Regions from separate parts of the Homo sapiens genome. Here region 1 is linked to region 2. Evidence: chromatin loops called from intact Hi-C (ENCODE). Cell type or tissue: ascending aorta. All regions are shown on one strand. Links, peaks and the distances in the headings refer to the core of each region. The heading gives the core; the rest is flanking DNA.

What was found. Hi-C counts contacts between places; a loop is a spot of excess contacts. Peaks named below come from ENCODE experiments on the same cell type or tissue, not always from the same donor. Only the 100,000 strongest peaks of a DNase experiment are listed, where the experiment ranks them.
Region 1: it touches region 2 in a loop (4-fold over the local background); 3 of 110 quality-filtered maps call a loop at or near these places.

What each region holds. Positions count from the first base shown.
Region 1 is chr7:139,723,920-139,740,228 of GRCh38, forward strand. The region is part of intron 1 of HIPK2 (homeodomain interacting protein kinase 2); the gene reads right to left. Among named protein-coding and RNA genes, the nearest start is that of HIPK2, 46 kb to the right of the region's middle. In ascending aorta, for the core only: no CTCF peak of the experiment used is centred there; DNase peaks (open chromatin) are centred at 7,302, 7,632, 8,452 and 10,692; H3K4me3 peaks cover 1,412 bases; H3K27ac peaks cover 7,895 bases.
Region 2 is chr7:139,352,891-139,369,199 of GRCh38, forward strand. All of the region lies in intron 2 of FMC1-LUC7L2 (FMC1-LUC7L2 readthrough), which reads left to right. LUC7L2 (LUC7 like 2, pre-mRNA splicing factor) reads left to right here and starts at 7,004. Exons shown (of 10, transcript NM_016019.5): 1 at 7,004-7,432. The coding sequence starts at 7,372. RefSeq lists enhancers at 6,139-6,268, 6,989-7,038 and a silencer at 7,269-7,698. In ascending aorta, for the core only: no CTCF peak of the experiment used is centred there; DNase peaks (open chromatin) are centred at 5,929, 6,501, 6,881 and 7,601; H3K4me3 peaks cover 4,063 bases; H3K27ac peaks cover 3,756 bases.

The DNA of each region.
Region 1 (16,309 bases), core at 5,356-13,355, 370 kb after region 2:
AAGAGGTACTAACTTCCTTACTTCCTAAAATCTTCTGGACACAAGCTCTGGCTGAATAATGAGTACTTAATAGATGCTACAGATCTTTTTTTTTTTTTTTCATAATAAAGAACTCAAAGGAAGGATTAATTCTCATATTTAATGAAATGCCATATCTGTCTAATATAGATTATGCACATAAGACATAACAAAATTATAGAATATGTCAAAAATATATGAATGTTGGAAATATGCATCTAAATGGACATTTTTAAACACCTAGAAAGGGTTAATCTGTATAACCCCTGAGAACCCTGGATGACATGGTGATCTAATACCTCAGGGGGTCAAAAAGTACTTGGAAAGTTTCCTTCATTGACATACTAAATAATATTCATAAAGTTTTAATAATCCTGCTTATTAAGTTTATATTTCACAAGGAGTACACAGATAATTTCAGGTTAGCCCATTCTAAATGATACATTTCCAAAACAGTGTATACTGAATGTCCCTGGGGCTTTTATACCATTTTCAATCAATGTCTGTTTACCCACTAGTTGTGCAATGTTAAATATATAGTATATTCCACCAGAGCACAGCTTAGGATCAACCACAAGCTCTACAGAATTCTTTTTTTTTATTATTATTATACTTTAAGTTTTAGGGTACATGTGCACAATGTGCAGGTTAGTTACATATGTATACATGTGCCATGCTGGTGTGCTGCACCCATTAACTCGTCATTTAGCATTAGGTATATCTCCTAATGCTATCCCTACCCCCTCCCCCCACCCCACAACAGTCCCCAGAGTGTGATGTTCCCCTTCCTGTGTCCATGTGTTCTCACTGTTCAATTCCCATCTATGAGTGAGAACATGCGGTGTTTGGTTTTTTGTCCTTGCGATAGTCTACTGAGAATGATGATTTCCAATTTCATCTTGCAGCACTATTCACAATAGCAAAGACTTGGAACCAACCCAAATGTCCAACAATGATAGACTGGATTAAGAAAATGTGGCACATATACACCATGGAATACTATGCAGCCATACAGAATTCTTTTGTCAATAATGACAATAACAATACTACTGATTGCAGCACTGGGCATTTGAAAAAAACAAAAAACATGAAATAAAATCAATCATCAAGTCTGTATTAAGGGTCCTCTACATAAAAAAAGATTAGGGTTGAGCACAACAGGAAACACAAAGACATCTAAGACATCGTCACCGACCTAAAGGAGCTTAGAATCTCATGGGGATTGCCAAGTACAATGCAAATTAAAAAGGACAGCTGGTAATTCTAAGGCAACATAAACAACTTGCCAAAGTAAACACTAGAAGTTTAGAGGCAGGAGTCACTATGCATTGTGGTCAGGCAAAGTTTCACAGCAGAACTAAGACTCAAGCTGCAATTAGAAAGATGGGGCAGAAGGCTAGTGCTCCAAATCCTGCAAACAGAGTGTACTTCAGTCCATCAGGAGAGTGAGACTCATGGCGGGAGCGGCCAGCACTGCGGTCTCTGTACTAGAAAGCTCAGGCTTTGCTTGGAGACAACTGAGGTGCGTTTGCATAGTGGCAATACAATAACAAATGCTAAAGCAATAAATAACCACCAGTATGCACTGTGTATACAACTACCTAGTTATCCAGAATTGTCATCTTCTGATAACTTCTATCTTCTAGAAGTAATTTCTAAATACTCAGAGAGCTGGGGGGAAGCCCAACCATGAGAGCTGCTCATCTAATTTCTCCTTTCGCCTTCTCTCTCACTGGCTGCCATCTAACACATCAACAAGTGGTAGGTGACTGTCCTGATTGCCTTTGCTCTCTATATGTCAGACTCCAGGTGTTTGCTCGATACAACAAAACTACAGTGTTTCCCTGTTTTAGAGATGAGTAAATGGAGCTATAATTTGTCCAAAGTCACTTCGCCTCTGCTAGCAGGGCTGGGATTTGAACTGAGGTCTGCCTGACTCCCAAATCCATGCCACCAGCCAAACTTCTTCATTCTTTAGGTTCTCAGACTACAATCACCAAACAACGAGATGAGTCCCACACCAGCCAAAGGAAAAATGAGGGCTGATAAGTGAAGGAAGACAGACTGAAACTACAGGACGCACCTGACTATACGTCACCTGATAAAATAGTGGATGTCAACAACAATGACCCTGAGTCATCTCTCATTTCTGTGTCTTCTGGTTATGACATCTGAGAAATATAACCATAAGAAATGATTAAAATAAAATACATTTACCTATTTAAAGAGGTAACCACTGCTTATCTGATGCATAGGGGGTCAGTGCAGAGAAGTGGCCTTGAGTAAGAAGAGCCGGGCTAAGGGAGCTTGGGCAAGTGCTCAGCCAATGGGAAAGCTGGTCCAGAGGGGTAAGGGGGACCCGGACTAAGGAACTGCCTGAGAAAACAGGAAGCAGCAGAAATATAAAACTCTGCAGAGGAGAAAAGGTGAGACATGCTGACAGATGAGATGTGAGAGCAAAGGAAAGAGGGGACTAGAACACATTTGGGGTGCCAGAAGGAGTGGGGCTCCACGAGTGAGAAGGAAGATGGGAAGTGGAGTTGAAGTGTTGGGGGAGGGGAGAATAGAATCTGTTTTCAACATGTTGAATTATGAGCACTAACGGGATATCTACGTTGAAATGTCCAGTGTTCAGCTATTCATACTGAAACTCTGAGGCAAGAAATTGCTTAATTTACTGAAGTGTCAGGAGCTAATGGTCTTTCCTAACCAGCACCCAGTTCCTACTTGCTAGGTTGAATTGTGAATGACGATCACCCACTTTGAAAAGGGAATGGAAATCAATAGGATGGGCTGGGCCTGCATGGGATTAACTGGAAGGGGAAGAGAGCAAGGTGACCCTGAACTAGTTCATGGGTAAGGCCAAAGACAGAGGGACACAGCCAAAAGACCAGAAGGCCAGAATGAGAAATAGCAAATGGGAAAAAGATCTAAATCAAAGGTTCATGCCCCAAAGGGACTAAGAGAATGGTGCTGCTGACGGTAAGAGCACAGGCCAGCTAGAAGGGCTTGGTTTGGGGCAGATTTTGTTTTAGGCATTAGTAACAACAAAGAGGAAATGTTCTATATGCAACAAGAAAAAAGCCAGGTTAGGGAATGGGCGCAAGGTCATGGGTGGAGATGTGGACCTGAAGGCTGTCATCAACACCTCGGTGGAAATGGAGTCCCCGTGGGTAAAGCTGTTTCCCAGGAGAAATGCTGTAGAAAGTAGAGCAGATGGCAAATCAAGTAATCCTCGGGGGCAGAGACATTGTCAAATAGTATGAGGAGGACAATATGAGTCACAGGGAAACATCAAGGATGAAATGATGATAAACACAATTAAGGGATTGATCCAGGAGAATGAAAACAGAGAAAGAGTGGCAGAGCCTGGCTGGGAATGAGCCAATAGCCCTCTTTTCCCACAGGGTCAGGAGCAGGGAAAGAAGGGTGCTCTCCTGGGAAGAGAACCAAATGCACCATGTCACGCCTCCTGCTCTTCCAAGAAATGTGGTTCTCTTAAGAACGTTCAAAATCTTTTATGTCATCTGCCTTGAATCTGCAAATGCTACCATAGGCTGTGTTTCTTTGATTGAGAAAACATCCTTTTCCTAACATTTGCAAATTCTCCACACATCTATCTACTTATTGACTCATTATTTGTCAGAGTTACATGTTCAGACTTAATTCTCTTTCTGCAAGCTGCTAACTTGGCCCCAAATAACTCCTTTTGGTAACTCTGCTATACTGCTTTGAATGAAGCCATCAACCACTGTGGGTGAGCCAGCCTTGCCCTGCAGTGGGTGAGTACAGACAACCCATAATTGTTTATCTACAGGACATGGTGTCAAGAGCTCATAAGCAATCTGAAAATTCCCAATCCAATCCAGTGCTGAAGCAAACACTGATAAGACACAAACGCTTTTTCAGCTTCTTTCTCCAGGAAACTGATGGGATCAATGAAAAGAAAATAAAACAATTCAAAGAATCCTTTTTGAAACAAGAGTGGCATTGGCTAATTTTTTTTTTTTTTTTTTTTTTTTGAGACAGGGTCTCACTGTCACCCAGGCTGGAGTAGAGTGGTGCAATCATAGCTCATTGTAGGCTCAACTTTCTGGGCTCAAGAGATCCTCCCACCTCAGTCTCCCAAGTAGCTGGGATTACAGGTGTGCGCCATCATGCCTGCCTAATTTATTTTTATTTTTTTATAGAGACGGGGTCTCCCTATGTTGTCCAGGCTGGTCTCGAACTCCTGGGCTCAAGCGATCCTCCTGCCTCACACTCTCAAGGTGCTGGGATTACAGGTGTGAGCCACTGTGCCTGGCTGGGTTAAGAACCTTATTTAGAAAAACACAAAACACCACTTTCTAAACATAGCATATGAATCTGCCAGGGTTGGGGTACCAAAGCACCACTGACTGGGCAGCCTAAACAGCAGACGCTGTCTCACAGTTCAAGAAGCTGGAGTCCAAGACCAAGGTGTCAGCAGGGCTGGTTCCTTCTGAGGGCTGGAAGGGAAGGGTCTGTTCTAGGCCTCCCTCCTTGGCTCACTGATGACTGTCTTCTCTGTGTGTCTCTTCACATCATCTTCCCTCTGTGTGTATCTGTGTCCAAATTTCCCTTTTAATAAGGACATCAGTTGTATTGGGTTAGGGCCCACCCTGATGACCTCACTTTAACCTGATTCCTTCTATAAAGTCCCTACCTCCAAATAAAGTCACATTCTGAGATATGGAAGGTTAGGAATTTAAGATATGAATTTGGCAGGGGGGAAACACAATTCAACCCATAACAATAGTTTTAAGGAAACCAAAAGCATTTTACTAAAGTATAATTTTCTCAGGTTAAATAATTACCATATTCCAAAAGAAGTCTCTTCGGTTTTCCCTTCTTGGAGATAAGACATTTCACTTTGTGCTTTCTCTATATCTTACCTTAAAGGACCTATAAGTTCATTTCAATTAGTCTAATATCATAGCTGGAAACAAGTAAAAGCATACTATCTACTTTAAATTAAGCTCTGCATGAGTTGATGTTACAACGCTTCTGAAAAAGGCCATATAGGAATGTATCTCTCAATCTACTGAGGAGCAACTGTAGTCACTTTGGTATAAAAGAGAATTGGAGCCAGGTTCAGTGGCTCACACCTGTAATTCCAATGCTTTGGGAGGCCGCGATGGGTGGACTGCTTGAGCCCAGAAGTTCAAGACCAACCTGGGCAACATGGTGAAATCCTGTCTCTACAAAAAACAAAAAAAATTAGCCAGGTGTGGTGGTGCACACCCATAGTCCCAGCTATTCGGGAGGCTGAGGTGGGAGGATCACTTGAAGCTGGGAGGTAGAGGTTGCAGCAAGCTGTGATTGCAACACTGCATTCCAGCCTGGGTGACAGAGTAGACCCTGTCTCTGAGAGAGAGAGAGAGAGAGAGAGAGAGAGAGAGAGAGAGAGAGAGAGAGAGAGAGAGAGAATTGGGAGTGGCTTATTAATAACACAAAAACTAGGTTTCCAGTTTTGATTCTGTGTGTGTCTGAGGCAGAACCTAAGTAGGCCCCAAAAGCCACCTCAAGAGTGGCTGGCAGTGGGCGGCCAAGTTCAGGCCACCCCTCTTCATGCCCCTCAGCATCGAGGAGGAGCCCCGGCTTGGTTCTTCCTCGTGTGCCCTCTCTCACCTGCCATCCACATTGTTCTGTTTTTCAACACTGCATTTTCTTTCCAATGGAGGATCTCAAGAAGACAACCTTTTAAATAAACGTGGTGGGATGAAAAAGGCAAACACCCACAAACTATGAAAACAAAATCAGCTGTACTTCTGGTTTCAACCCAGAGGAATTCCATTTAAATCCACATTTTTTCAAAGATCTAGAAGGCTGCTTACCTTGTCCCTGAAATGTTCTAAATAAGGACGGTTAAAGTTTCAGCAGTACCAGTTTTCAGGTGTTTGAATCACAAACCTTTACGAAAGAAAGCACCTTCCCTGAATTTTTCAGCCACTTCCTAACATGACATACCAATGTCCCTCCATTCACTACTGGTTCAAAATCCTCACTGACCACCTCAAGAGACAAGTAAACCAGACCTGCAGCAGATACTGAGGAGGCCAGGTGTGTGCCTGGCAACGGAAGGTAAGCCTCAGATGGACTTTTCCTATCCTTTAGAAATGTTTGGTAAAGTCTAAATCAAGACTAAAAATCTGGTAGGCTTTTTCTCTTCTGAGCAAGAGTGAATTTGTTAGCCTTAAATGTCTGGTACTATGTTGGTAAAGTAAAATGATGCGTTTTACTAGCCAAACACCCATTTCCGGCCCAGTCCACAGCTGAGGTGCCTTTTTGAGCTACCTCAGGTTCTACTTCAGAAATGTTTGTGGCACACAGAATCAGAACTGGAAATCTACTCTATTCTTTCCCATTTTGGTGTTCTTGTTACCATGTCACTGCAATTTTTTCTCTCTTTTTTTTTTTTTGGAGACAAAGTCTCACTCTGTCGCCCAGGCTGGAGTGCAGTGGTGAGATCTCGGCTCACTGCAACCTCCACCTCCCAGGTTCAAGCAATTCTCCTGCCTCAGCCTCCCGAGTAGTGGGGATTACAGGCATGAGCCAACATGCCCGGCTAATTTTTGTATTTTTAGTAGAGATGGGGTTTCACCATGTTGGCCAGGCTGGTCTCAAACTCCTGACCTCTGGTGATCCACCTGCCTTGGCTTCCCAAAGTGCTAGGATTATAGGCATGAGCCATCGCACCTGGCCCTAATTTTCATTTAAACTAAAAACTGTGTAGATTCTATTACTATGTGTCCTCCCAAAAGATATGTTAAGTCCTAACCCCCAGTACCTGTGAATGTGATCTTTTTTGGAAATGGGGTCTTTTCAGAGGTAATCAAGTTACAATAAATTCATTAAGGTGAGCCGTAATCCCATATGACTGGTGTCCTTGTAAGAGGAGACACAGACATACACACAGAGTGCGGGCCACACATCGACAGAGGCAGAGACTGGAGCAATGCAGCTGTAACCCAAGGGATGCCCAGCATTGTTGGGAGCCATCAGAAGCCGAGAGAAGGCAAGAAGGGGATTTACCTGGAGTCTTCGAGGGAACGTGGCCCTGCCAACTCCTCCAAAACTGTGAGAGAAGACATTTCTGTTGTTTTAGGCCACCTATTAATAGTTTGTGTTAATTTGTTACAGTCACCCTATGAAACTAGTACCCTCTGCAAAATAAGTCAGGATGTATTTCATTGAAAAGGCATGTCTGTACTCAAGCTATGATAAAGTATTTATAACAATCGCAAAGTGACGCTGGCCAAATGGCAGGTTGCCCTCTCAGCCTCCCGGCCTGTGTCTGTGGCCTCTTGGTTAAAAAGCAACAGAAGCATCTACAGCTTTACTCCCACGTTTTAGTCTTAATTCCTGCCAGGGCACTATACACCTCCTCTCCTTATGCAAATATATTTGTTCATTGTGATTGAGGTTTGACTTCAAAACAACAAAATTTCTAAGGAAGGCATCTAAAGTTCGATCTGTTCTCATCAGTGACGTCCACAGTTAAGAGGCCACAGACGGCACTTCCTCAAACCTGCCTTTTCTAAACCTCAACTTCTTGCTGAGTTATACAAAGGAACCAGGACAAAGGGCCGCCAAATGGGTTCTGCGCTCAGTGCAACACCTGTTTGCACACCCCTTGTACTCATGTTTATGTATTTCTTTGAGCATTTCTCTCACAGGCTGTTCTCTAACTGCAAAGAAAACTTTGTGAAAGATGTTTTGCAGACACAGTGATGCCGGGGATGTGAGATGCAGATAACCCTTTCCCCCAGGCTCTCTTTAAATACAGGATTCATTTCATCCCCTTCTTAAAGCACAATAATCCATCCTTCTTACTTGATTTAAATAGCAACTGCTATTTACAACAGGAGCTCCATGTTACAACTGTTTTGTTCCTTGGAGAATTGTTTCATTCCCCTCAGTTGCCTTTAACTGACACCTGACTAAACTCAATTAGGGATCACTTCGGGAAAGGTACCACCTCCACAACTCGCAGGGAGAGGGAAGAGCAGGAAGAAACGAAAGGAAGAAAGCTGGAGTGTGGGGAAAGTTGGCACGGATGCTGAGAGGAAAAGGAAAAAGAAACTAAAGATGAGAAAAAGGTGAGAAAAGAGAAGGCAAGTGAAATTATATTGGAGCACACTAAGAATAATAAAGTAGCATTGTAATGTGCTTTGTAAACTATAAAGCATAATAAAAATGCAATGTGGTATTATTTGCAATATTTAAATAGGTGCTTTTGTGTGTGTGTTTGTGGATATGAAAATCAGCTGGTACAGGGATCCCTTGGCAGGGCAACCAGTGGCCCATTCTAAGCTGTGCAAATTAAAGTGGGTTCTTTGGTCTGTTGCAAGGACATTTTTCTACTGTGAGTCACTGTCATCAAGCCAGTCCTGGCGTTATTACCCAACAACTCCATGGCACGGAGCCACTTACACCCAGTGCTGGGAGGAGGTGCCCACTCAGATAATACTGGTTCTTGTAGCGGGGCGCCTTCCCCACGTACATCTAAGATGTCTGATAGCTCTCCTATGTCTTGCTTTAAAACAGACAGGATGGCATTTGGTGATGTAGGCCATCCCTATCTTCATAGGGGTCTGTATTCCAAGAGCTAATTTTCAGATTGTTTCTGCATTCTCAACAACTAGGTCAGATGCCAGTGCTGCCCTTTCTAGCTCTGTGATCTCAGCAAGTTACTTAACCCCTTTCTGCCTCAATCCCCTCATCTCTAAAGTGGAGACAGTAATCATATTTCATAGGGTCCTTGTGAGGAGTAAATGAACATATATATATATAACTATATATAACATATATTATATATGACATTATATAACATATAATATATATAACATATTATATATATATGTGTGTGTGTGTGTGTGTGTGTGTATAAAATAGTGAGTCCCTGATATGGTTTGGATCAGTGTCCCCACCCAAATCTTAAATTGTAATCCCCAGTGTTGGAGGTGGGGCCTGGTGGGAGGTGACTGGATCATGCGGGTGGTTTCTCAAGAATGGTTTAGCACCATTCATCTTGGTACTGTCCTTGCAACGGGAGTGAGTTTTCTTGTGAGATCTGGTGGCTTAAAAGTGTGTGGCACCTCCCCCCTCACTCTCTCTTGCTCCTGCTCTGGCCATGTGAAAGGCTGGCTCCTCCTTCACCTTCCACCATGACTGTAAGTTTCCTGAGGCCTCCCCAGAAACTGAGCAGATGCTAGCATCATGCTTCTTGTACAGCCTGCAGAACCAGAAGCCAATTAAACCTCTTTTCTTTATAAATTACCCAGACTCAGGTATTTCTTTATAGCAATGCAAGAATGGACTAATACAGTCCTAAACAAGCGTTTAGTGAAAACTGAGGGGAGGGTGGTCAGCTAGCTCCCAGAGGCCTAGCTAACACAGAATAGAATTTACTTTCAAAGCTTCTGCATCTCTTTTCCATGTAACATTTTAACCAAAAGCACTATCCTTGGTCATAACTGAGACCCAGTTTCTATGTACAATATGCTTATTGCAGATTTGTATCTACTGTATAAACAATGATCTCAACTTTTTTGATTAAGCACTTAATCAGGGGAAAAGAGAACACTCCTGATATATGTGATTTTTATAATTAAAAATAATCTATGTTTTACTTTCCAATACAGTATTGTTAACCAAAAACACAAATATAGAAAAATTTAAAGGATAAAGTGAGATAAAATATACATATTCAAATTTTCTTCTGTATCCTAATACGTTGTCTTGCACCCATTACTTTGAAAAGCTGTGCTGTAATTCAGGTAAGCTAAGCCATGTAACTTAGAATTAGTCTTGGCCAAATGATCCACCTTGGACAATAAGAAGTACGCAAGAAGTAGCATTCTCAGGCAAAAGCCTTTCCGGCCAGTGTGTGACTCCTCTTTCCCTTATATTACGGTAACCAACCATGGTCTGGGGAGGAGCAGCTCCTTTGCCTGGTCAGTGAAAGAGGGTAACAAAGAGCAGAGACCCCAGCTGACCCAAGATGTGGCGCAAGTGTGAAGCAAACCTCTGTTGTTTGTTACTGCTGTACAACTTAGGCCATCCTAACCAGTGCTGGAATATTCGTTAATGCTGCCATCCCTAATGAGTCACAATTAACGTGGTTTAGTGTAATTCTATTGTGAGGCACAGCATGCTCACCTAGCAAAACCAGAGCACACGTTTTTAAAGACAACGTTAAAATTCCGAAATAGTTCAGTCCCTTTCTTCCATGTTTTAGCATCACTTCCATTCCCCAGGAGAATGCTTCAGGAGATCAATGTGTCAAATGATGAAACTACTCTCATCACCACCAGTGTTAGTGATTTCAAGTGTGCACGTACTAATCCCCCACCTAATAACTTTTCTGAACAAGTGGAAGGCACGGGATCTTCAGTGACAAATGCTCTGGTTTGGTTTGCAAACTTTGACGCAAATCACTCTCTGGTGACTAAAATTGGAAGATGCCCTACAGGAGTCTGGCACTGCTGCATACAGGCCTAAGTGCCCCCATGGGAGAATCAGCTTTTACCCTGGGCTGATGTTTTCTCTGGGAAAAATGGACTTTCCACACCCTGCCCCCTAAATGCATTCCCATGCTCCATGACGCCACGGTTGTGCTCTTGGTAAAGAATATTTAAGTTCTGACATCATGATAACCATGGGTATTATTCATGGTAAGCTCACAAGCCTGGGAAGGCACATTCTGTACTCTCTTTATCACTGAAGTCAGCAATGGTTTTAAAAATAGCATGGCTCACACACCCAGGGGACCACTGATTCATTAATGGCCAAATACACACTACTGTGGACTCCTAACTTGTATGGTGTTTTAGATTGTGATTTCTAGAATCAAGGCACACACATTTATCATTTCCCTCATAGGAGTGTTATGCTGTACTAATTTATAAATAGAGATCTGCAGATCCTAAATGAAGGAACCCTCAAAAATTACAAAACCAGGATTTGACAAGCCGTATGATTTGTGACTCCAAAATGACGTAAAATGTAATTAATGAGAATATCTACCAACTTGGTATAACTATGATATGTCATACCTAAATAAAGAGAGATGATGTTACAAAGATAATTGACACTAATCTTAGTGAAGTCTAGAAGTAAGTCATAGGTTTTTCACTGTCGAGGGGGGAAGGGAATATTTGATTCTAGATATCCCATGCAGGTTCTTTAAGAGAAGTATCCCATGAGCAGAGAATGTTTTCATGATTTATAAATACATTTAGAAGTACATGACGACTTAAGCCTTTTGCTTAAATTCTGTGCTAAATAAGCAACTTTCTCATCTCTTACTGGGATTCCAGAGAGGACCTTCTGACCAAGGAGAAAATACCTTGATATGTAGGCCTAGCTTCTCTGGATGCTAGGATTATCTCTCTTTAAATGATTCAGATTGATCCATCAGCCTTTTATAGAATTAGTTAGTATGAACCAGTCTTTTAGAACCCAATAATCCTTAAATTTATGGAGTCAAATTTCCAAATCTGCTAGGCTGAGGACTGTAGAGGACAGAGTGAGCAGCATCCAGGAATATCTGCTGAGCACCTACGATGTCCAAGCACCACCCCAAGAGTGGCAGGTGACCACTGGCATTGTGAAAGAAAGGGCTACCTGTTTTTCAGGTCAACAGGACGAGATGGGCCAAGGGGAGAAGAGATAACTGACCACAGAAGGAAGTCGCAACTGTTGCCCATTGAACGGTGCAGGCTTCAGAGAGTGGATGGAGTGCTCTCAGAGTCAGCGACCCCTTTACACACGAGAGTGCACCCCAAGGCGAAGCCAGGGGTGAGCTGAAACACAGAGGCCAGTGAGCACTGGGTTCCAGGGACAGATGAGACCCATTTTTATTTAAGATTCATAAGCCATCCACTGCCTACAGGACCTGGGATAGTGTGCAGATACAATACAAAGCACAATATGAAAATAAGATAAAACAGGACCAAACCCATCTAAGGGAACATCAGGAAGAATAAAACCATGCCTGTGGTTGAGGGCTCTGCATTGCAGTGAGTGACAAAAGGGTCTGGAAAGGCTGGAGTCAGCGTGGCAGGTCTTTGGTGCCTAGTTTCGATTTTGTTCTGTTGAGGAGTCACAGGAGGTGGCTGAGAGGGGAGGGAGGAATGGTACCACTTCTGAGTGGGAAATGAAAGCATGTGGCCAGGGGCTTGGCACCCACCATGAAGGCGCATCTGAGAGGCGATAGGAACCTGCAGGGAAGGTGCAGACAACAAACTAGAGGGATGACCCAAAGACCCTGGCACTGACAGGTAGGAAAGGAACCACGATAATGTGGAAGCCACAGGATCAGGTGACAGGAGAATGAAGGGAAGGCTGGTCCCCTTTGGCGTCCTTGCTGACTTCAAGTGGCAGAGGAAGGCATGACCTGGTAGACAGAGGGGCCAATGCCCTGAAGAAGCATTCACCAGGGCACTGCAACTCTGTTTCCAGAAGGGGCTCGCACACACCAGTGTCAGGGTGGCCAAGGTGCTTCCCTGAGGGAACTCCCACAGCAGGACGCGGAGAGCACACCCTCCTGGCACAGATGCCCTCTGCTCTGCCCTGATTCCCAGGGAGGGCATCTCCAAGGCCAGAGCTGACCTGAAACAAAATCAGCTCTCAGGCACTCCTAGGAGTTACTGTCCTGGGCCAATACCCTTTGTTGAAGCTGGGAGGATGCTATCGAATAACATAAAAACTTAATGCCTACGCTGGAGCTATGGAGTACAACAGGAACTACAATCCTACAAAACACAGCAACCCTTGCGGAACCACAAAGGCCAATCAAAGCCATTTACCCAACTAGGGTGCCTCATGTTACGCATAAGATATTAACAGAGAATGTCCGAATGTATGTTTTCCTTCCAACGGCTGGATGCAGGGAAGCTCTCTGGTTCTTTCACTAGCATCAAGTATACTCAATTTACTCCTCCAAACAAGCCACACAGGCCCAGCGCTAAGAGTCTTCCCTGTCAGTTCTCAAAAGGTGGTCAAGGGGTAGAAACTCTGTTGCCATCTTGCACCATACGGCTCTCAGCAGCTCGCCTTGTGGTCCTGACCTTGCCAGCCAAGCCCTTTTCATTCCGTTTTAGTTAAGCAGAAAATGAAGCTATCAGCTCCATTTCCACTCTCTCTGCATGAATTCATTTCCCTTTTCCATCCTGGCTCAAACTACATGGCTCATATAGTATTCCTACCGAGGTCTTACCTTGCTAAAGATTCTTCTCTTCTAAGACTTGCTGAATCCAAACAAAAAGGTGGGAGGACGTATGAGGATACATTCTAAGGGGCAACTTGAAATATAGGAAAGGATACAAGAATAATAAGCCCGTTGATTTCTTGTTTCCCAGCTTTTACACCCACAAAATCCTAAGAATTATTAAGGGATGGGGAATGTCTATGGAAGTGAAGTCAGTGACCCAGGAATCTGTTTTCCATACCTACTCATGCCATGAAATCCCATTAAGTCACCAGAAATCCCCTGGAGGATAAGCTCTAACACCAGTTAGTGAAAGAATAAAAATCACTGCAATTTGCTCATTACCCCAGCTTTTCACCCAAACCATGGCTGAAAATCGCTAGAAGCCCACCTTTCTCCTGGACTGCAGGAAAATGAGCTGCCAAGGGCCCTGCACATCCGGCCTCTGCTACACCAGGAGTTTGGGGCCGGAAGCTCCCCAGTGCCCCATTGGTCCTGGGCCGCATGAAGTGATTCAGAGCTACAGGGTCACGACTAAGCCATAAAATAAGAAACAAAGAACAAAATGAGCCTTTTCTTAGTTGCAAGCTAAAATTTGGGGAAAGTGATTAGAAAAAAGAAAAACAGTGCGGTTGCTGGGAAGGCCAATTTCCTTTTACTCACAGGAAATCTTTTCTGCTGATTTAAGAGCAGAGCCACACCTGCTCACAGACCAAATGTCAGCACAGGAGGAAGCTGCACCTTGAGTTATTCAACCAGTGACAAAAGCATTAAAACAATTCTGAGCTAAGGAAATTCAACCTGGGCTCCAGGGCCCAGACCCGATCCATCTGCACATGAGTTAGAGAAAGGATTCGAGTTTATGGAAAGAAAGGGCATAGGAAAGGCACAGGCTCAATTCAAGACTTAGCAGTCCTGTTTTATACATGTTCCCTGAGTACAGACCAGCAGATCTGGGCTCACAAACAAGACCCAAGACCTCCATTCTAAAAGGAATGAGAACTCCACCGGGTCAACTGACAAAACTGGAATGTAAACAGTGGCTCAGATAAAAATATTGTATCAGTGTTACATTCTCTTCAGTTGATCTCTGTACCATGTATGAGAGCGCCCTATTCTTGGGAAACACACGCTGAAGCATCGGGGGTAACGCGGAGCTGTCCAGAGGAGCTCTGTGTGCTGCTGAAGAGGTTCTGTAGTCTCTATTGTCTGATGCAGCCACACATGTGTCTATGCAGCCCTTGAAAATGTGGCTGGTGTGACTGAGGAACTGAATGTAAAGTTTTGTTTAGTTTTAATTTAAATAGCTACTTGTGGCTAGTAGCTACCATTCTGGATGGTGCCGGAATAAAGCACCATGATATTTGTAACTTACCCTCGAGTCATATAACGATCATTCGTGTGTCTGTATATACAAACACACCACAGGCACACACACAACAACCAAAAGAGCAACAGTGAGAGACAGCACATTCAAGGGCATGACAAAACAAATGGGGTGAAGTGATAACAGGAAAATCTGGATATGGGGTATAGGGGAGGGGAATCTGGGTATAGGGGTAGTCTTTGTACTATTTTTATTTTTGCAATTTTTTAGTAACTTGGAAACTATTTCCAAATAAAATGTTTTTAAATGTATAAGGATGAACATTTATTTATTAATCACTGAAATCTACCAGGCAAAAAGAGGAACTCATTTCCGGGCAGGGAATGGAACCCAGGATGTCCAAGACATTGGCAAATTTTGAATGAATATTGTGGAGGCCACAGGACACTCCTCTCTGAACACTGCTCCTCCACACCCATGGCACAGTGCTTCTCCCACAGTGGCAGAATAAATGCCCTCGCCCAAGATAAATTTTCTGACTTCTTTCCATCTGACCTCTAGCCTGTCCATGAAGGACTTGGCTACAAAGGTAAGTTTCGGGCAAGTTTTGTTTTTGAAACAGGGTTTCACTATGTTGTCCAGGCTCAAACTCCTGGGATCAAATGATCCTCCTTGCCTTAGCCTCTCTATTTGCTGGGACCACAGGTATATGCCACCATCCCCAGCAGGGCAATTTTTAAAGTAACAGCTTTATGGACATAACAACTCACATACCATAAAGTTCACATTTTAAAAATGTACAGTTCAGGCCAGGTGCAGTGGCTCATGCCTGTAATCCCGCATTTTGGGAGGCTGAGGTGGGCAGATCACATGAGGCCAGGAGTTCAAGACCAGCCTGGCCAACATGACAAAACCTCATCTCTACTAAAAATACAAAAAATAGCAGGGTGTGGTGGCACATGCCTGTAATCCCAGCTACTCGGGAGGCTGAGGCAGGAGAATTGCTTGAACCCTGGAGGCGGAGGTTGCGGTGAGCCAAGATTGTACTGCTGCACTCCAGCCTGGGTGACAGAGTGAGACCCTCTCCAAAAAAAAAAAAAAGGTATAGTTCAGTGGTTTTGAACACAATTGTGTGACCATCACTGCTATCTAATTTCAAAATATTATCATCACTCTGATTATCAGAAACCCCATACCCATTAGCAGTCACTCCCCATTCCCCCTTCCCACAGCCCCTGGAAACCATGAATCTCTACTTTCTATCTCTGCGGACTTGCCTGTTCTAGACATTTCATATAAATGGTATCACACAATATGTATATGTCCATCTGGCTTCTTTTGCTTAACATAAAATTTTCAAGGTTTACTCATGTGGTAGCATGTATCAACATTCCATTCCCTTTTATTGCCAAATAATATTCAGTGGACTATTACTGCACACTTTGTGTATCCACTTGTCAGCTTATGGACATTTGGGCTGCTTCTCCTTTTCGCTGCGATGCAACCATGTGGACACGTGTTTTTATTCCTCTCGGGTACATACCTGGGAGTGGAACTGCCAGGTCAGGTGGCGACTCTATGTTTAACCTTTTGAGGACCTGACACTTGTTTTCCAAAGTGGCCTCCTGAAGTCCCCAGGAGTCATGCAAAGTCCCCCAGAGGTCCCAGGCAAAGCGCACAGAAGGCCCTTCTGCAGAGATGCTGCCCTTCTGTCCTTCGGTAAAATACCA
Region 2 (16,309 bases), core at 3,877-11,876:
TTTAAAATCTACATTAATAGGCACCGGCCGGGCACGGTGGCTCATGCTTGCAATCCCAGCACTTTGGGAGGCTGAGGCAGGCAGATCACCTGAGGTCAGGAGTTCGAGACCAGCCTGGCCAGCATGGTGAAACTCTGTCTTTACTAAAAATACAAAAATTAGCTGGGCTTGGTGCCAGGTACCTGTAATCCCACCTACTTGGGAGGCTGAGGCAGAGAATCGCTTAAACCTGGGAGGCAGAGGTTGCAGTGAGCCAAGATCCCGCCACTGTACTTCAGCCTGGGTGACAGAGCAAGACTGTCCCAAAAATTAATAGGCACCATGTTTATAAAATTTGATTGTATGTACCGATGCCCCAAGTAAAACCGCAATATTAATTTGTATGATATAGCCTTTATTTACCATATTTAGTTCATAAATTACAATAAATTGAAGGGTTGTCTGTTCTGGACAGCTAGCAAAACATGTTACTTGTACCTATTCTGTTTTAATTACCTAGTTTTAAATGTATAGTTTAATCCTACTTTATATTATTTTGTTACCCTCTGAGACCTTGTTCCTGGAAGAGGAATGGTTATCATTGCTAAAATGTAGACATAGACATACAGAGATTTTTTTTTTCAGATGCTAAGATGAATACATGGTTACTACACTTAAAATTTTTGCTTTGGGAGGCCAAGGCGGGTGGATCACGCAGTCGGAGGCCATCCTGGCCAACATGGTGAAACCCCATCTCTACTAAAAATACAAAAATTAGCCGGGCGTGGTGGCAGGCTCCTGTAGTCCCAGCTACTCAGAAGGCCGAGGCAGGAGAATCACTTGAATCCGGGAGGTGGAGGTTGCAGTGAGCCTAGATTGCGCCACTGCACTCCAGCCTGGTGACAGAGCAAGACTCCATCTCAAAAAAACCCAAAAAAAACAAAGAAACAAAAAAAAATTGAAGGCCAGGCACGGTGGCTCACGCCTGTAATCCCAGCACTTTGAGAGGTCGAGGCAGGCGGATTGCCTGAGCTTGGGAGTTCAAAACCAGCCTGGGCAACATGGCGAAACCCCGTCTCTACTAAAAATACAAAAAATTAGCTGGGCTTGGTGGCTGGCACTTGTAATCCCAGCTACTCAGGAGGCTGAGGCAGGAGAATTACTTGAACCTGGCAGGCAGGGGTTGCAGTGAGCCGAGATCACGCCACTGCACTCCAGCCTGGGCAATAGAGACTCGGTCTCAGAAAAAAAAAAATTGAAAAAATTTACAAACAGGAGAACAAACTTCCAATTCTGTTAATGGCAGTCTAGGTAATTTGGAGTGACCCTTCTGTTGAAGACAATTGGAACAAAAGTCAAAATTTTTTTAAATTCTTGAAATCATTAAAGAGCTAATAAAACTAGTGGTGAAATGCTGGGTCAGAACATAGGAGAAGACAACCAAGACAAGTAGCGTAGCACACAAAGACACATTGCTGGCATGATGGCATTTGTCAATTTATTTATTTTTGAAGCAGAGTCTCTCTCTGTCACCCAGGCTGGAGTGCAGTGGCACGATCTTGGCTCATTGCAACCTCCGCCTTCCGGGTTCAAGCGATTCCCCTGCCTCAGCCTCCGGAGTAGCTGGGATTACAGGCACGTGCCACCACAACTGGCTAATTTTTTTATTTTTAGTAGAGATGGGGTTTTGCCATGTTGGCCAGGCTGGTCTCGAACTCCTCACCTCAAGTTATCCACTGGCCTTGGCCTCCCAAAGTGCTGGGATTATAGGCATGAGCCACTATACCCTGCCAGCATTTGTCAATTTGGTAGAAATAGCTTCAGTATTGAAACTGAGCTGCACTTTGAGTGAGCTATAGGACTGAGAGAAAAAAAGTTTTGGCTCACAAAGGTAGGGACTCTAATAAATCACACCCACTTTAAGCTAGGACCCTGAAATTCAATCCCAAAAGTGAATTGGAAGTAAATAAAACAAAAATTCTTGCTGGACTTTTTTTTTTTTTTTGAGACAGGGTCTTGCTCTGTTGTCCAGGTTGGAGTGCAGTAGTAAGGTCATGGCTGATTGCAGTCTTGACCACATGGGGCTCAAGAGAGCCTCTTGCCTCAGGCTTCTGAGTAGCTGGGATTACTGGCGCACAACATGCTCTGCTAATTTTTATTTTTGTACTTTTTGTAGAGACAGGGTTTCTCCATGTTGCCCAGGCTGGTCTCAAACTCCTGGCCTCAAGTGATTCTCCTGCGTAGATCTCCCAAAGTGTGGGGATTACAGGTGTGAGCCATGGTGCCCACCCAGCCTCCTTGCCAGACTTTCCGCCCAGATTTTTGTTGTTTGTTGGTCAAGAGAAAATGAGGCCTTGAACCTGTATTATGGTGGTTCCTGACTAGTAATCTCTTCAGTTACCTAAAAAGGAAAATAAAAATCCTCTCTGGAGGAAGACAGGATTATATCCTATACTTAGGGCTTATATTATTTCTATACATTTTTTTTTTTTTACAAATACATGTTTAGCACACAAAGAAAACCAGGCACACAAGAAAAGACTTCATATGTGAGAACCAACATGAGCAACAGACCACAAAAAACCTTAAGATACTATAATTGGCCAACTCAGATTACACAACAATTGTTCACTAAGGTCAAAGAAGCAGCCAAGCTTGGAAATTTCATCAGGGAACCAGGAACTATAAAATGACATTATAGGTTTGATAAAGAACCTAATACAAATTCTACAACTGAAAATTCAACTGATGGATTTAACAACAAATTAGATACAGCTCCATAGTGACATTAATGAACTATAAAATTTGTCAGAAAAAGGCATCGGCTTTGAAAGACCAAGGTAAAAAGTGCAAGACTGAGAGTAAAGAGATAGGATACAGTGAAAACTATCTAATATGCATGTATTTAAATGTCCAGAAGTTGATGAGAGGGGCAATATCTGAGGAGGTAAGAGCTAAGAATTTCCTAAATTGACAAAAGATGTTAGTTAATGGATTCTCAATGAACGAATGAATGAAAACTCATTGTTCAATGAGTCCATAATGGCATGATAAAGTAGCCAGCTATCTTTAAAAGAGTGAAAAACAGAACTGACTTCTTAGGAGCAGTGGAAGGTAAAAGGTTAGGTAGAATGTATGTGCCCAAAGAAAATAACCACTGGGCGTGGTGGCTCACACCTGTAATTCCAGCACTTCAGGAGGCTGAGGTGGGCAGATTGCTTGAGCCCAGGAGTTTGAGACCAGCCTGGGCAACATAGGGAGACCTTGTCTCTACAAGAAAAATTTTAAAAATTAGCTCAGTGTGGTGGTGCATACCTGCAGTCCCAGCTACTTGAGAGGCTGAGGTGGGAGGATCACTTGAGCCCGGGAAGCCAAGGCTGCAGTGAGCCAAGGCGAGATCTCGCCACTGCACTCCAGCCTGGGTGACAGAGCAAGACCCTATCTCAAAAAAAAAAAAAAAAAAAAAAAAAAAAAGGAACCTCCAACCTAGGATTTAGCTAATAAAAATATCCATTTAGAATTTAAAGCAAAATAAAGATCTTTTTAGATAAACAAAATGGGAGCGTTCCCCCAACTAGCCGACCAACACAAAAACAAACCCTGAAGCAAGGTAGGCAAACTTCATAGTCAGGCTGGGCACAGTGGCTCACCCTGGTAATCTCAGCACTTTGGGAGGCCGAGGCAGGTGGATCACTTAAGGTCAGGAGTTTGAGACCAGCCTGGCCAACATGGTGAAAACCTGCGTTAAAAAAAAAAAAAAAGTCAGATAGTAAATATTTGAGTGTTGTAGGCCACACAGTATGGGATCCCTCACAAACCACCCAACTCTATTGTGGGGCAAAAGCAACCACAACAATATGTAAATGAACGAGCCTGGCAGTATTCGAATTTTTGTGAAACTTTATTCACAAAAATAGGCCGTGGGCTGCATTTGGCCTGTGGACCGTAGCTTGCTGACTCCTGTGCTAAAGGATAAACTTCAGACAAAAAGGAAATGATCCCAGATGGACAGGCAGAGATTTCCGAAGGAATGAAGAGCAAAATAAGTGGTAAATAAAGAACATTGATTATATAAAACTTGGTTTTAAAAAATAAGAGAACTAAAAGACCTGGTAACAAGAGCATATAACTTGGGATGAGAGTAAATGGAGTTAGTGTTCTAGGTTCCTTGTATTACCTCTCTTGGGGGAGGGGAGTATAAAGGTATTGATTAAATTAGACTTTGATACCTTAAGGATACACATTATAACTTCTAGGGTAATCACTGAAAGAATAAAAATATAATAAAATGAAACTTCCACACTACTAGAGTGGAAGAAATTGGAATGATTAAAAATCAGGCAGGAAAGGAGAGAAAAACATGAAATAGATGAGACAAATAGGCAAAAATAAGAGTTTTAAACCCAAACACAGGAGTAATTACATGAATATAAATCATCAATGCTTCCAAGAGTGAACATCACTTAATTCACTCCTCAATTTCACTCCTCAATTTTGATCATTATGTATTGTATAGACTATTTTTAAGCCCCAATTATATGCTGTTTATAAGACATCTAAAATAAAAAAAAGAACTCAAATCTCTTCAACAAAACATAATTATTGGTTTTAGTGTATTTCTTTAAATACACTGTTTTTCAGGGTCAGATCACATTGTGTACATAATAGTGTATCCCTCAAAGACATATTAATTTGCACATTTTTCTATTATTATAAATCAGTTCCCAAAGGATATCCTAGTATTTGGAGTTTGGAATTCAGAGTTCTCTGAATAACTGAAGAGAAGCTATTTTGTGTATTACTAAAGATAACTTGATTCAAAATAATTTTTTTTTTTTTTTTGAGATGGAGTCTCACACTCACCAGGGCTGGAGTGCAATGGCGCGATCTCGGCTCACTGCAACCTCCGCCTCTTGGGTTCAAGCGGTTCTCCTGCCTCAGCCTCCGGTGTAGCTGGGACTACAGGCATGCGCCACCACGCCCAGCTCATTTTTTCTATTTTTAGTAGAGACAGGGTTTCACCATGTTGGCAGGCTGGTCTCAAACTCCCGACCTCGTGATTCGCCCGCCTCGGCCTCCCAAAGTGCTGGGATTCCAGGTGTGAGCCACTGCGTCCGACCTCAAAAATTTTCATTGGCCCAATACGCATTTATTTTTGAGATAGAGTCTTGCTTTGTACCCAGCCTGGAGTGCAGTGGCATAATCTCGGCTTACTGCAACCTCCACTTCCCGGGTTCAAGTGATTCTCCTGCCTCAGCCTCCGAGTAGCTGGGATTACAGGCACGCGCATCCATGCCCGGCTAATTTTTGTATTTTTAGTAGAGATGGAATTTCACCATGTTGGTCAGGCTGGTCTCGAACTCCTGACCTCAAGGTGATCCGCCCGCCTCTGCCTCCCAAAGTACTGGGATTACAGGCATGAGCCATCCCTCCCAGCCGCAATATACATTTAAAGGAATTTTGGGACTATTACTACTATTCATGTTTTTTATTGATCTGCTAATAACAGTTCCAAGGCGATGAGTATACAGTGTTAATGGAACACAAATCTCTATTATTTCCTTTCAAAGTATCCAGGAAGTGCCTGTCTTCTTAAACATTTGATTTTATTAACTCATTCTTCTTACAGTTTTAAATTTCTTTTTAGGCGATGAATATACAGTGTTAATGGAACACAAATCTCTATTATGTCCTTTCAAAGTATCTAGAAAGTGCCTGTCTTCTTAAACATTTGGTTTTATTAACTCATTCATTTTTCTTACAGTTTTAGATTTCTTTTTAAGCAACCTTTCTTCCTGCACACTGACCTATGTCTTACTTAAGGAATTTTTTTTTTTAGAAGTCTCGCTCTGTCGCGCAGGTTGCAGCGCAGTGGCGTCATCTCGACTCACTGCAACCTCCGTCTCCCGGGTTCAAACGATTCTCCTGCCTCAGCCTCCCGAGTAGCTGGGGAGGCGCCCGCCATCACGCCCGGCTAATTTTTATATTTTTAGTAGAGACAGGGTTTCACCATGTTGGCCAGGCTGATCTTGAACTCCTGACCTCAGGCAATCCACCTCCCTTGGCCTCCCAAAGTGCGGGGTTTACAGGCGTGAGCCACCGCGCCCGGCAAGGAATTAATATTTTACTAAAACAGTTTTTAGAAACACCAGGGAAAGGCTCAGGGCTAAGTATTTTATTCCAGTTTGTTCTAACAGCCACGCCATAGCAGACGTGTGACCACCTCCACCAGCCCTACGAGGGGTAGAACTGAAGCCAAGGCCCCAGTCACGGGCCGGGCTTCAGAATCCAGGCTTCCCTGCGGCCAGCGCCGCTGGCTCCCTGCTCCCCGAGATCGCCTCCCCAGTAGCTGAGAATACGCTGAGTTTTTATGGTTTCACATTCAGACTAAGCCGCCCGCGACCTTGTAGGTAAAGATGAATCCGAATGGGTCGGCGCGCCTGTTTCCTAGGGTACTGCTTTCGGGCGCTTTCTCCTGAAGTTGACACTTCCCAGCCGAGGAGCCTTAAAGCCCCACGCAGCGGAAGGAACGCGGCCCCGGCGGCGGCGAGACAGGCCTGCTCCCGGCCGGGAAAGGCGCACGAGAACCAGGACGCGTCCACGCCACTCGGGGCGGGCGTTCGCCCCGAGCACGCCCACCTCAGACGCCAAGGAGGCTGACCGCAGTCCGGTCGACGATGGGCATGGTCTCTACTTACTTTCCGCCCAGGCTAACCTCTAGCGCATTTTGCTAATTTGGGTCTGAATCGCCATCACCGCGGGCAGCGCAGCCTTAGCCGCCAGCCCTACAGCCGGGAGGGAATGTAATGTAAGGTTTGGCGCCTCGGGGCGGATCCGGCTTGCACAGTCAGTTAAGGAACCAGAGTATCGCGAGATCCGGGGTAAAGGGGCGGGAGGAGCGCGCGTGCACGCGCCCAGAGCCGTTAGGGTGGAACTCCACTCGGGCGGGGCGGGCGGAGTGATACAGCTGGACGCCAGTTGGTGGAGCCCCCGCGGGAAACGACTGAGCGCGAGGAGCGTGCGCGCTCCCGTCGTGGCGACGGTGGCGGCGAGCGGCGTCAGAGCTTGAGGGGGGGTTGACGGCTTCTGGCGGGTGGCGGTGTTGAAGGCGAGAGCTTGCTTGGCCCGTGTCGCTTCTGTCCCAAGAACCGGACGGAGAGTGAGGGCACGAGGGTCGCTGTCGGGGGCTGTCGTCTTCCACGTACACGTCGTCGTGAGGAGCGCAGTCCGGACTCTTCCCGCAACCCCTCCGGCTCCCTTTCCGCACGCCTCGAGGCGGCGGCGGCCACCGAGACAGCAGCGCACCTTCCCCCATCCCTTCCCCTTATCCCCCAGCCCAAAAGGGCCCGGTCTGCGCCCCACCCCCGCCCGTCCGCCCGCTACGCCGCCGCCATGTCGGCGCAGGCCCAGATGCGCGCGATGCTGGACCAGTTGATGGGCACCTCCCGGGACGGTAAGTCTCTGCCAGGGCCCTGGGGGTGGGGGAGGGGACGGGGACGGCGAAGGGAAGGGGTTCCGAGGGCGCACCTGGGCGCGCGCGTGTGGCTGAGTAAGGGGCTCCCAGATTGGTAACACGAGGTCCCCGTCCCCCGTCCCATCCAATCAGGGCTCGGCAGGCGGGCAGGGGGGGCGGTGACCATGCGGATTGGCGGGAACTGCTGCCAATGGGGTGAGGCGGGGCCTGGAGGCAGAAAGGAGAGTTTGTGCTTTTAATGTTGACTTGGCTGAGACGGGAGAGCCCGCGTCTCTGTTGCGTAGTTGGGGGGCCCGTTTTGTCGCTGGTTAGGTACCTGCGGAAAGCTAAGGCCTCCACCCCCGATATAATTCCTTAACCCAGAGCTTTGGGATCATCCCTCGCCGCCGTCCTCCAGAGTACCTAGAGAGAAGCTTCCCCCTCCTCTTCCTGGGTCAGGAGGAAACCTTTATTACTAACCCAGTCTCAGAGATGCACCCTCGAGCCCCACAGAAACAACCATTTTTATGGAAAATCTGACCCAAACCATGGTTTCTTAAGTGGGTGTGTTTGGCCCCATTTTGTGAGAAGGAACATGTTATGGCCTGTTTTTCCGAGAGACCTCCATTTTGTTAGACAATTTAATAGAGGCTTTGTTCAGTAAATATTGACAAATGTTGCATGTCCCTAACAGAACGATTTTGAAAATTTGGTACCCAGTGAAGTAGAATAGAGGAGAACAAAGATCCTTTCAGGCGTTTAGTTTAGAATCTGTATAGAGAGCCCTTAATTGCTGGATTATCCTTTGTCATAAAGAGAATTTCTAAATAAAATGATGAAATGCTGTTGCTTTTTTGGTGATGTTAATTAGTAATGTACTCTCAAATTCAACTTAAATACATTCAAATATGTAGGAAAGGTCTAGTTCATTACTTTCTTAACACAGCAAAATCCTTGGTAGTTTTTATGTGTTGCTTCTTTAGGCAGATAGTTTCTTAGCCACTAAGGAAATGCTTTTTTTCTTGAGAAGTTATTTAAGTGTATTGATTTAAGAGAAAAGGCACGTCTTAAATTTAGTTTTTAAGTTACTCTTTTAATTTACATGAGTGCTTTACAGCAAAATATGAGTAAATTTTAAAAATTTTATTGCATTCAAATCTTTCAGCAGTGCGTAGAGTGGCTTTTCAGTGTTCACATTTTCAGTTTTAATAAAAACCCATATTGGGAACTTTTATTTGTAGAATATATAGACAAATAGGTGTAGATGGCAAACCTACTTGTGGTTGTGTAGAGAGGAAAGATTGGGAAGGAAATGAGTTTTGTATGGAAAGTTAACATTAACTTAAAATGCCACTGGAGAAACTTTTAACTGTTATCATTTCTCACGTTTAGATAAGAATGGTTACTTTATCACTGCAGCATGTCTTAACATTCCTCCTTTTCCAACATGAGAGAGGGTATTGGGAACGGGTTTCATTGGATCCTAGCTAACAGAATAACTAATCTGTGTAATAAAATTAAGTTATTTAAGACGTGCTTTACATGATCCTTTTAATCCTTGATGGATACCATTTTTGGGATCTTCTTCATGGATTGGATTTCTTAGTTTTACTGGGAGGGTAGTTGGATCAAGGTAAACCATCTCCTGATAAGTTTCTGAATTAGGCAGCCCGTCTAGTATTGCAAAGCTAAATTTAAATATATATATTTCTGTGTGTGTAGTCAGCAGAAACATGGATTTCTTAAAATCCACTTTGTGTATTTTTTTATGTGTCTGTTACTGGATTTTTTTTTTTAACCTTCAGACTTAGAGGATTTATGATCGAACTCATATTTACGAGTCCACAGTATTGTTTAGCTGAAATGACTGGATTTTCACTGCTGTATTGGGTTAGAAGTAAAAAATATACTACTTTCAAGGAAAAATAATTGAGTGGAGTTTTTTTTAGATATCAAAATTAATTCTATATATGCAAAATAATCAGAACATTCTTTTTTTTCTTACCATTTAATGAGTTTATATATATCATTTTATGATTCAGGACTTTTAATAATTAGGATTGTTCTTTTTTAGCATACAGTCAACTTCAAGTTACCCAGGGATAGGGGAACATGGAAACGTCCCCTGAATAACACCATGTAATTTGAAACCATTTAATGGGAACCCTTGTATTGGACACACAAACAGCCTATGGGAACGCTGTTGGGTGTCTTTGGCACTAAGAGGTGGAAATGGGTATCCAGGAGGTGGGAGAGAGATGGAAAAGGTAGGTAGGAGGGTATTTAAGGCAACTCTGTCCTTTTTTTTTTTTTTTTTTAATTCCAGAGACTATAAAGCAGCGACTCTCTTTTTTGGAAGTGGGGTTCAAGGTGGCAGTGACCCCCTCCACTCTTAGTGTCCTGTCTGTGAAGGAATCTGAAGTGGCACAGAGTCCTGGGGCTTTGGGAAAACATTACCTCCTCACCCCCTCAAGGTTTCTTCCCCCTCCCCTTCCTGACAGTTTTTAATTAGTTCCTTTTAAAATTCATTGGAGATTTAAGTCTGTTAGTTAAATATACCTTAACTTGAATTACATAAAGTAGTTAATCATTTAGATTACCTAAACTTCACTGGAATCCTTAGGAGTAGGAATTTTGTTAGCAGGGAAATGGAGAGGTAATTTTGGATCACTGGGCACTTCAAGAAAGGACATTCCTGGGTGAGTGGTGGAAGTTGGGGGCTTTAGACAATCTGAGGGCAGCATGATGGTGCCGGGAGGCTGGGCAGGGGGACTGCCAGGAGGTGGGAGAGAAATGCATAAGGGAGGTGGGAGGGCCAAAGACAAACTCTGCCTTCTTTGCAATTTTGCCTAGGGCCCTGGTGGTGGCAACCGCCTGTGTGCCACTGAAAATCGTGCCGATGCCTGGCATACTGCATAAATGGAAGCAGGGTACCGCGTGAGTTGAAACATTGGTCACACTATATAAAGTTTGTATATGTGAATCAGTGTAACTCATACCCATATAACTGGGGGTCTGACTGTATTTGGATTTTTCTGATAAGGCATCATGGGCTAAGGAAAAGAGCACTGGGCTGAGACTCAGGAGACCTGGTTTCTAGCCCCAGCTGTACCTCTAATTGTAACCTTGGGTAAGTCACTTAACCTTTTTTGCCTCAAGTTAAATCTGTAATTTGTTATATGGGAAACCAAATAATTTCCTATGTTATACTCAGAAATGTTGAAAAATAAATATATTTTAAGTTTTTTTAGAAAGGAGCTATAAGTAGATAGTAATTACTAGTTTATTTTATCTTGTTTATGATTCATTACGTTTTATAAATATCTTTCTGTTTTAGTTGTTAGCAGAGGGGAGAGGGATAATTTGTTTTCCCTGAACATATTCATTCTATTTGAAAGCAGGGAGGAGTTGCACAGGAAAATCCAAGAAACAGTTTGAGAATTGTCTGTGTGACAGTTGGAAGAACCCAGTACCCTCACACAGACTGTGATTTTTGCTCAGTTGGATTAATTGCAAGGATGTTCCTTAGCTAAAGCCCCTTTGCCAACAAACACAGTTTGGTCATAAGTCTCTAGTCTTGATCCCAGGAAAGTCTGGGAAGATGCAAGCAATAAGAATTAAATAAAATTGAGGGTGTGGATTTAGATTACATCCTTTTTTTTTTTTTTTTTTTTTTTTTTTGAGACAGGGTCTCTGTTGCCCAGGCTGGAGTGCAGTGGCACGATCTCGGCTCACTGCTACAACCTCCACCTCCTGGGTTCGAGTGATTCTCCTGCCTCAGCCTCCCGAGTAGCTGGGATTACAGGTGGCTGCCACTACGTCTGGCTAATTTTTGTATTTTTAGTAGAGATGGGGTTTCTCCATGTTGGCCAGGATGGTCTCGAACTCCTGACCTCGGGTGATCCACCATGCCCAGCCTAGATTACATTTTAAGCTTAGAAATTAGGTAAGTTATAGAAGGTAGTTCTGAGGGTTCTGTATCTCTTAATTGCTTATACCTTTAAATGGGAGCAGAGACCACCTTCGAAAGATTAAAATAGGCAGGAATGGCAGCCTGCCCTCCAAAACAACAAGTAGACTAGGAATGTTAGATAGAATTTTATAGCATCATTAATTGTCCCTTATGGTTAGGGACTGTTTCGGGCAAGTTAAAACTTTCAATAATTTTAACTATTTTAAATGTTAATCTTTCTAAATTGTAGGATATACTTCCTCAGTTAACATATTAATCATAATATTTTTGCTGATCAGTTGTACAGTAGTTATAGTTTGTGGGATATAAAACTGAAAGGATACTCATCCTCATACCCAGGAAAATACTGTTAAGAAAGCCATTTACTTGTTGCTAATGTAAGGTTAGTAGTACATAACCGTGTAATCTGTAAGATAGTATGACATTTCTGCCTTTCTGCAAAATTACTGAATCAAAGTTTGAAGTAGTGCGTTCTTTAATGGATTTTATTTATAAAATCATCTTTACTGTAATCTGTGTTCCTTGACTTTTCATCAACATTGAAAACATTTTCTCTTAATTTTTTCTCATTAACATAATGAACCATATTCATTTCTTGGTCAGTTGTGAGCCATTCTTTTATTCCACTTGGATTGTTCATTTTAAGTGAAGGAGGCGGAGCCTTTAATGTATACGCAGACATTTTTTAAATAATAACAGGATATTTCTTAGTCTAGAGCTTGTAAATTCTTTAATATAAGGAGTTTTATAGGATTAAACAGTAGTTTCTCTGCGTTTCAGTTAACTATTTAACTTTATCAGAGTTTCAGGCATATCCAAAACACTGAAAGCACCTGCATAGTGAATCAATGAAAAAAGAAAAGTTTTCCTCATTTTGCATTTTGAACTCTGAATAATATTTCTATCTACACAGCAGCCCAGAAAACAATAAAAGTATCACTTCATATAACATTGCATCGTTCCTGGATTCTCTACAGTTGTTTAGTTCTCCTCAAGTAAGCATATGCTTCTGAGACATTCTTTTACTTCAGGTAAATATAAGCAAAACAAAGAAAAATCATTTTGTCTATTTCTGCATCAGTTCTATAAGGAGCAAGTAAATTCTTTTATTTTCGTTTAGGTTGGATGTTGTCATATAAGGATAGATGGTAGTGTTCAACGTGTTCAAGATGGGTAGTAGGAATTCAATGGCCATGAGGTGTCATGGATCAAGGTCAGGTTTAGTGAATCAGGTACTCTTCAGTAACAGGTGGTTCATACAAAGCATTGAAGCTTAAAGTTGCTGTGAGTTCAGCAAGCAGGAGGGTTGAGAAGACAGGCAGATGGTTTAAAACTAAAGGTCAATAAGTGGGCAAGACTAGTTAAATGAGGCAGATACTCCCCAAAGATGGAATTCCAGAAAGGTGCTTGAAAAGGACTGAATTCTTAAAGCCTACTGCTGTTAGTATGTAGAGTTCTTGAGGAAACAAGCAGTTTGGCATAACTTAATCTACTAAGAAACTATAAGAAGGTGAAGGAAGTTGGAACATCTTACTGGAAAAAGAATGAGGGAGTGAAGAGGGAATCTTGTGAATTCAAAACTTGCAGAAAAGCTATTCTGTTTCCTTTTTGTTTAGGTTCTCATGCACTAGCAGCTGCTAGAATAGATATTGGAAGGCAGGGCCAAAATAGGTCAGTTGTTCAGTTTTGCAAGATTATTGAGGATATAGAGAAATTAATTTGTGAAAACTCTGAAATCATCTGCAGCTCCATGTTTTTGTTTGAACTGAATAACTTAGGACTTTGAGAAGTCAAAGCCGTCAGAAAGTAACATGAAGTCCATTCAGCTGAATAAATGTCATATTTTGCTATTAGCATAGAAAAGAATCTTTAAAACTTCTTTCCAAAAAGCACTCAGTATTGACCCATATGTTCCAGTATAGTTGTGAACCATGTACAACTGATGTTTGACTTATTTGACTCAACATGAAAGGAATTTAACCAGCTGCCCTTGCTGAATCTTGTCTCCTGAATATGGTAAATGGTTTTTGTTTTTAATCTTAATACCTTAGATTTCTGCAGACCCCAGTTTTCTCTTTTAGAGTTAACTGATAATTATTGGATAGTATCTATAATATACCTGGCTGTTCTGTTCTGTACTGTGCTCTAGTATTAGTTTAAATGGTAGACTTTTCTCTTAAAGTAACTTTAATAGTTTAATAGTTAAAGTTACTTGAAGGTATGTTTTAGATCAGGGACTGGCACTATGGCCTCCTGCTTTTGGTAAATAAAGTTTTATTGGAACACATCCATGCCGATTCATATACATGATGTCTATGGCTGCTTTGGCTTACGACAGCAGAGCTGAATGGTTGCAACAGAGTCATATGGCCCGCAAACCGAAAACATTTACCATTTGACTCTAACAAAAGCTTGTTGATCACCATTCTGGTTTAGTTATTCTAAACCAAGTGTGGTCCTTGGAGCAGCAATTCAGCATCACCTCAGCATCACGTCGTATTGTTAGAAATATAAATTCTTGGACCCACCTACTGAGTCAGAAATTCTGGATATGGGCCCCAGCAATCCATGTTTTTAGAAACCTTCCAGGTGATTCTGATACACATTAAAAGTTTGAGAAACCCTCTTCTAGATCAGTGTTTCCCAAATGTTTGTCACACTTATTGCCTTTATTATTATTTATTTTTATTTTTTATTTTTTGGAGACAGAGTCTCTGTCTCCCAGGCGTGAAATGCAGTGGCCTGATCTTGGCTCACTGCAACCTCCGCCTCTCGAGTTCAGGCGATTACCCTAGCTTCCCGAGTGGCTGAGATGACAGGCATGCACTGTCATGCCCTGCTAATTTTTGTATTTTTAGTAGAGATGAGGTTTTGCCATGTTGGCCAGGCTGGTCTCAAACTCCTGACCTCAAGTGATCTACCTGCCTTGGCCTCCCAAAGTGCTGGTATTACAGGCGTGAACCACCATGCCTGGCCTTGCCTTTATTATTATTTACTGTTTTCTGTTTATTTAATATTTTCCTTTATGTCAACTCACTTTCTAAAAATTTTAAGTTAATTTTAAAATGAAAGTTTATACCACCATAAAAATAAATACAATGAAAACAAAATGGTGTATTATGTAACTAGACTCTTGTCACTTAGGGTTCCTGTGCTAAAAATTAGAAGTTGTTAAATTTATTAAACAAGTACTGTTGCAAAATGGGAACTTTTTTTCTTGACTTAATTGTGATTAATAATTTCCTTACTGAGTGGTATTTAAAATGTCTTGTTGGCAAAATCATGTAACACCTAAAGTCATCTTTTGTGCAAATCTCATACTTTGGAAATTACTGTTCCAGGGAGTATTCATGTGAAAGGAAAGCTGTTTGAACTATATATATACCTAAGCCTGTAAGCAGAAATGACTGGACAGAAATACAAGCCTGTGAGACAGAGAGATCTAGGAGATCCCTAGAGAGGTCCATCAAGACCTCCAGGATGAAATTACCTCATTTAGCTCAATTTCTCACCTCTCCGTTAGTGCTTTGGTCCACGGGGGTCAGTGTTTCTGCAGGATTTCACCAACTGGTTCCACAGTGGGAATGTGAAGAGGTACCTGGCTGTGGGAAAAGCTGCTTATCAAAGAGAGGCCTGATAGAAATGCTAGGGAAAGTGGCTGTGAGCCTGCATTATGGACGGGAGCAGAGCGGCAGGGCATGTTGCTAGGACTAAGCAGTCGATTCACGTGAGTCTGGACACCATGTATAAATATTTTGAAAACTTCCTGTTACAATTTAATTTACTCCATTGTGTTAGAGGGAGTGCTTCCCTGCACATGGTGTTCTGTATATTTATTGGTTGATGTGCTTTAGGGTATAGTAATTATTTATAGCAATAGATTGATACCCAGGTTGCAGAGTTGCTTTAGTTATATCTTTATTTCCTTTTCTTAGAGATTATAGACATAATTTGCTTCTGTCATCTTTTGACCAAAAATCTAATGGGAATGAAGAATTACACTTGAATGTTTATTTTTAAGTAATAAGTTCTGTGATAGTGATTATAGGTGTCTGCATTTAAAAAAATGTTTTAAAAAGTACAGAGGTCAAACAAGCATCTGTATGATTGAACAAATGTTATTTCGTATATTTCTGTCAAATTTTAAAAAATGGATAAAGAGGCCGGGCACTGTGGCTCACGCCTGTAATCCCAGCACTTTGGGAGGCCAAGGTGGGTGGATCACCTGAGGTCAGGAGTTCAAGACCAGCCTGGCCAACATGGTGAAACCTGTCTCTACTAAAAATATAAAAATTAGCCAGATGTGGTGGTGGGTGCCTGTAATCCCAGCCACCCGGGAGGCTGAGGTTGGAGAATTGTTTGAACCCAGGAGACGGAGGTTGCTGTGAGCCCACATGGTGCCAATGCACTCCAGCCTGGGCGACAGAGTGAGACACCGTCTCAAAAAAAAAAAAAAAGTAAAAAGTGCATAAAGCATTACAAATAAAGTCTTTTGTGGTCCCCTTCACCGTCTCAGTCCTTTCCCCAGAGGCAACCCTTTTTGTAAATTTGTTGCATATTCACTGTGAGGCAGTATTTCTGCTGTGTTGTTTAGTTTTAAGGCTCACGTCTCCTTCATGGTGATCTGTTTTTCATTTTAACTTCTTCCTTTATCATTGGGTTGTCTATCACCTCTGTCCCTTGATATTTTCATCTTTTTTTTTCTTTTTTATTTCTTTTCCTTTGGATTTGGGGAGGCTCTAGTTGGCTTCTGTAGCTATCACCAGCTGATGAGAACTTGTCTTTTTTAATAGATAAATCAGCCAGTTACTTTTTCTTTGATTATTTTCAGCTATTGCTTGATAGCCAAAGATAGCTTTCGTTACTTCTAATTTTGTATATAGAAAGTTCTGGATGATAGAAGG